Linked DNA regions of Homo sapiens: region 2 is linked to region 1. A link is a loop called in an ENCODE intact Hi-C map of the cell type or tissue named here. Cell type or tissue: HepG2. All regions are shown on one strand. Links, peaks and the distances in the headings refer to the core of each region. The heading gives the core; the rest is flanking DNA.

What was found. Hi-C counts contacts between places; a loop is a spot of excess contacts. Peaks named below come from ENCODE experiments on the same cell type or tissue, not always from the same donor. Only the 100,000 strongest peaks of a DNase experiment are listed, where the experiment ranks them.
Region 2: it touches region 1 in a loop (5-fold over the local background); 5 of 110 quality-filtered maps call a loop at or near these places.

What each region holds. Positions count from the first base shown.
Region 1 is chr5:1,159,653-1,162,652 of GRCh38, reverse strand. No RefSeq gene overlaps it. Among named protein-coding and RNA genes, the nearest start is that of TERLR1, 17 kb to the left of the region's middle. In HepG2, for the core only: no CTCF peak of the experiment used is centred there; a DNase peak (open chromatin) is centred at 1,142; H3K4me3 peaks cover 399 bases; H3K27me3 peaks cover 791 bases.
Region 2 is chr5:1,106,554-1,109,303 of GRCh38, reverse strand. The region is part of intron 1 of SLC12A7 (solute carrier family 12 member 7); the gene reads left to right. Among named protein-coding and RNA genes, the nearest start is that of SLC12A7, 4.1 kb to the left of the region's middle. RefSeq lists an enhancer at 2,141-2,750. In HepG2, for the core only: a CTCF peak has its summit at 1,414 (motif pointing left); DNase peaks (open chromatin) are centred at 1,433 and 1,953; H3K4me3 peaks cover 733 bases.

The DNA.
Region 1 (3,000 bases), core at 206-2,705:
GCACATGACAAATGCAGGGGTGACTAGGGGAGGGTGGCTTGGTTTCTGCTGCCCGGGAGCTTCCTCTCATCCTGTTCCAGTGGGTGGCCGCGTGGCCAGTGCTGGGTCAGCTGCCTGTCCCGTCACGGGACCCCTCGGGGTCACGGTGGCCTCAGGAGGACTGGCCGTAGGAACATGGCGAGGACACATCCTCGGGCCACGGGCAGCTGGCTTTGCTGACGTGGGGTGGGCGGCTGGCCGGCCACCAACCAGTGAGTGGGCAGGGGTCTCGGCCAGAGTGAGCGCTGGAATGGGGCTGGAGGAAGGTTCTAGAAGCAGAGAGGGTACTGGAAGAAAATGAACTCTGCTTTGGGTCATCTGCAGACCCCGGGAAGCTCCTGCTGTGGCCTTGCGTGCACAGAAAGCTGGGAGCCCCTGTGTCCGCACGGTGAGGGCGCCCCAGCTGGATGCACCTTCTGGAGCAGTGGGGATGCAGGATCCTCCCCCTCGGCTTCTGTTGTGACTTGCTCCCTGGCTGCTGTCCAGTAGCCGGGCACATGTCCAGCACCCTCCGTCGCTGGGCACTGCACATCCCAGCCACAGCCTCACCCCAACCCCTCCCGTAGCTCCTCCCTCGGCTGGGGGCCAGCAACACAAGGCCGGGCTGCCCAGCTTAGCCTGAACGTGACCTCCGTGGACGGGCAACGGCTGGGGCCCTGGAGCAGCTCCTACTCCTATAGGTCTGCCGCAGGTCCCCCACTGGCCTGGCCCTGGTGAGGGTGATCCCAGACCTGGCTGAGGGTCGGCAGATGCCCGGCCCTGCGGCGGCCGCCCCCAGCAAGGGGCTGTGCCCTGTAGCTGCGCCTTTCCTTAGGTAGCGCTGTCTCCACGGCACCCTCAACCCTGGGCCTTTGTCTCCAGGAAACGCCACTGAGCTAGCTGCTCACAAAGGGCAAATCGTGGACCAACAGACCACGCGGGAGTAGAGAGCTGAATGGGACACTTTATTTCAGCAGGCGAAGTAGCACCTTTGCAAACAAGCTGCAGAGCACCAAGGGGGAGTTTCAGGAAGCGCCTGGGCTGGAGGACACAGTGGGTGTGCACCTGGCAGCTGGAGTTACAAAGCGAGCCTGTTGTCTCTCCCACCACAGAACCTGCCCAGAGGGAGGGCCCAGCCCACAGAACCAGGGAGCAGTCTCACGCCCAGCACCGTGGGCCATGGAACAGGCTGCGGGGAGGGAGCTGGGCCACCTTCGCCTGGTCCTGGAAGTCAGGAACAAGAGCAGCATTCACAGAGGACAGGGTGTGCAGAGAATTCCCCTGCGCTGAGTCATCTCAACCTTGAGCCCGTCCTGGGGCGGAGGCACCATTGTTCTCCCAACTTCGGATGTGAGGAGGCTGAGGCCCTGGGAGGATTTACCTCGGCAAGGGGGTGCAGGACAAGTGCATCAGTCTGCTGTTGGGTCAGTAACACTGCGTAACAAGTCGAGCTGCAGTTACTTATCCCTGCTCACTGTCAGGGCCAGCTGGTCTAGGCTTATCGGCCCTTCTGGGCCGTGCTCTGGGCTGAGACCTCTCTCCAGGTCTCTCACCCTCCAGGGGCCGGCAGCCTTACCTGGGATGTGTTTCTTTTCTTTTCTTCTTTTTTTTTTGAGACGGAGTCTCGCTCTGTCACCCAGGCTGGAGTGCAGTGGCGCAATCTCGGCTCACTGCAAGCTCTGCCTCCTGGGTTCACGCCATTCTCCTGGCTCAGCCTCCTGAGTAGCTGGGACTACAGGTGCCCGCCACCACGCCCGGCTAATTTTTTGTATTTTTGGTAGAGGCGGGGTTTCACTGTTTTAGCCAGGATGGTCTCGATCTCCTGACCTTGTGATCCGCCCGCCTCGGCCTCCCAAAGTGCTGGGATTACAGGCGTGAGCCATCGCGCCTGGCCCCTGGGGTGTGTTTCTTACAGTGACAGCAGAGGCCAAGCCCAGCCTGCTTGAAATCCATTATTGATCCACTGTTGATCCAGAGCAGAGCATGCTTGTGTCCTCGGAGGGGTGGAGGGGGAAGAGAGCAGGTGTTTGCTGAACAATAATCCAAGTACCCCCCATGATCTCGAGGCAGAGGGAATGGAACCCAGCCCCCAGCAGCAGTGTCGCTGTGGCGCTGTGGTGGCACCCTGCCTGCTCTCCCACCACCCTTCAGCAGCTCCTCTCCAAAGTCTGCCCCTCCAGGACCCCGTCACGGGGTAGGGGGAGGAGGCGTCCCATCGTCCAACGTACAGTTCAGTAAATGGTGGGGAGAAAGGGTTAACATCCTCTCTCCTGCCCCTTGCCTCCACCCATCTCTGTCTCTCTCTCTCTCTCTCCCTTCCTGTCTCTCTCTGTCTCTCCCTCCCTCTCTCTGTCTCTGTCTTTCTGTCTCTATCACTCATCCTGTGTCTTCTCTCTGTCTGTTTTTCTCCCTCCCTCTCTCTGTCCCTCCCTCTCTCTGTCTCCATCTTTCTCTGTCTCTATCACTCTCCCTGTCTCTCTCCCTCCCTCTCTGTGTCTCTCTCTCCCTCTCTTTCTCTGTCTCTGTCTCTGCTCCCCACTGCACTTCCATCACTCCTCACTCCCAAAGGCTCTCCCGTTCCCTGGTCACCTACCTTGTTGAGGCTCCCCCAGGAGGGCCTCCAGGTCTGTGGTGAGACCCCAGGGATCTGACAGCAGGTGGGAGTGAAGTCATGGGAGCCCAGGTGCGGGTGACCCCTGGAGGTGACCCCTGAGTCCCTCTGACCTGGCTGCAGAATGAAGGCGGAGGTGCCTGCATGGGGCCAGACCACCCTCCTGGCCCTTGCAGTCAGTCCCCCACAGAACTTGCAGGAAAAGTGGCGAGTCTTACTGTTTGCAGATCAGACCTCAATTTTGCAAACTGACAACTGAAAAAATTAGGGGCTATAAGTAGGTTGTTAGTCAAAGAGATTAAAGTTGTCATTACAAACAGTGGAAAACAATGACACCAAGAGGCCAAGGCTGTTTTCAGGGGAAACTGTAT
Region 2 (2,750 bases), core at 1-2,500, 53 kb after region 1:
CCCACCCTTCCTCCGTGACCACATCAGGGTAGACTCACTCCTTCCCAGGTTGTAGGGGTGCGTCCAGAGGCCTCGGAGACCCTGGGAGGGGTGGGAAAGGAGGGCTGGCCAGTGCCCCGGCCTGTCTGGAAGGTGCAGCGTGCAGAGCCTCTGTCAAGGTCCCACAGGCCCTGGCCACCCACTGTCTAGGAGGGACTTCCACTCGTCTGGGGCTCCCTGGGCTGGGAGAGGGTGGGTCCTGCCTTGTACCCCCAGGTCTCCCACCCTCAGCTGGGGCTCTCCCAGGTTTGCCGGGAGCTTCTTCCTGGCTTGGGCGCCACTTCCCTCTTTGGGTTCCGTTTCTGAGATTTTCCACTGTGGCTGAGCTCGTGTCGGTTGTCCAGGGGCGGTCCTGCCTCCCTCTGCCCCTGGCCGCTGACAGAGGCCCGGTTGCGTGGTCAGTGGCCTGCCCGTCCCTCCTGCTCCAACTACCTACCGTGTCCGTGTTGGGAGCCCCCTCCCAAAATCTGAGGACAGCTAGAGCTGCCGCTTTGTCCTGGGCCGTCCTCGCCTGTCGGGTGCTGGGTGCCATGCTCTGCACTGCCCTTGGGAATGGCGAGACGGTGCACGCCGGTCGTGCTGATCTGGGGTCCCCTTTGGGGATGCAGGGACTTGGGGGATCACGCATTAGATAGGGGGACCACACACAGAGCGTCCAGGTTCTGTCCTGCCGAGTAGGGACAGAGAGCTCTCGTTGTGCCCAGATTTCAGGAGGGCGTTCCCGACACGGACATGGGAGGCAGTCGGAGCAGGAGGGACAGGCAGGCTGTTGACCCCGCGGCTGTGCCCGGGAGCCCCTGCAGCAGCTGGGCACTGCGTTGCGGGAACGGAAGGTCATGGGTATGTGGTGAGCAGGCAGGGAGGCTACAAGACATGCATTTTGTGTATCGAGTTCCCTTTTTAAAACCAAAGGAAACAAGATACACAGGAACGCCGTGGCTGCTGGGCATCCAGGCCGGGGCCTGTGCTTCCTCCTGCGCCTGACATACTCCCAGGCTGTCTCCCGGCAAGAGGCTCTCCTTAGCAGGCATGCGGTAAAGCATGGTGCTTTAGGTCAGCTGGCCGGGTCCATGTGTGCGGGCACCTATGTGCCTTGTGAGCGTGCAGGTGTATCCACGTGTGAGCCATGTGCTTGCACTGTGTATATGTGCACATATATGTACACACGTGTGCATACATGTGTACTGTGCTCTTGCACAGCTGTGTGCTGTGGGCATGCTCACGTGTGTGTGTGTATGTGTGTGTTTGTATGCTGTGGCAGGTAGAGAGGGGCTGGGGCTTCCTCCACAGCAGAGGGTCACGCGGTGTTGGGTGTTGGGTATCCGTTCCCTCCCCCTGGTCTAGGCCCATCAGTGAGTGGTGAGGGGCTCCCTCTCCTGGTGTGGCCTCGTGTTCAGGTCTGAACCTGCTCCTGGGCCTCTGATCATATGAGGAGACCTTTGCCTCGTGGACTCAGGTTCATGGTTTCCTCTTCTGCAAAGCTCCCCAGGCTTCTCTGAGTGGGCGAGGCCAAACGGATTCCACGGTGGTTTTCTGTCTAGCGTTGGACACCAGATCCCCTTCTTAGAGTGCGTGGCTTTCTCAGTGCCTCTCCCGTGGTCTGGATGGCTGTCGGGAAGGTGGTGCCAAGGGGAGGGCCAGGTGCTCAGGCCTGGGTGCAGGGCGGCTGGTCGGGGCCGAAGTCACACAGGTTTGCTGGGGATCGGTGAATGTCGGAGACCTTGCCAGGTGGTGGCTGGAGTCAAGCAGAGGCACCTGAGGGACCCTGAGGGTGAGTTGGGGGCTGTCCTCCCCTCATGCCCGGCAGTGAGTGGGCCGTGGAGTGAGGCCACCTCTGTCAGGGCCTCTGCCCTTTGGACGTGGGGCCACGTCCTACACAGCTCCCTGGACCTGACCCAGGGATTCCCAGATGGCCCAGGCTCCTGCATGGGGGATGGGTGGCCTTTGTAAAGCACAGAAAGCGACCCAGGTGGGCCTCAATCACTTGAGAGGTTTATTTGCCGAGGTTAAGGCTACGCCTAACACAGAACCACGGGGAACTCCTGTGGTCCGGCTTTTCTTCTCAAAGAAGGCTGAGAACTTGAATATTCAGAGAGTAAAGCGTGAGTATTAGGGGAAGAAAGAAAGAGAAAGAAGAGGGAGGGCAGATAAGAGGCAGGCAGCGTTTGATCAGCGTTCACTGAACCCGTGTGTTACACATGGGGGTAAAGGAAGAACCCCTCACGGCTCACGCTTAGTGACTCTGCACATTTACCTTCGACACAGTCAGTACAGGGTGGGCGAAGCAGTGAGGTGTGCGTTTGCCTCCGGCGAGCAGAGCAGCAACTCCTGGTTCTGTCCTTGGTCCCACACCCGTGAGGATGAGCTGTCATTTCCACCGTCAGTGTGAGTTTCATCACAACTGCTTTAGTGTAAGGATCCTGTGGGTCCTAAAATATGAGGGAGGCCTGCAGCTTTCTACACAGGAAGAAAATGGAAGGCAGCTTGCGTGACCCGGTTCCCAGCCTGACTCTTGCCTGTGGCTTAGTGTGTTTGGGTCCCGAGATCCTGTTTTCCTTTCATACCTTGGACCAGGGAGCCTTCCCAGGGCTGCTGTCCTTGGGCACTGCAGACACATCCCGACGTGGCACCGCTGGGCACAGCACTGGGAGTGGAGGTCAGCCCAGGGTGACCCCCCAGCTGTGAAGGGCACGAGTGGAGCCGACACCCCA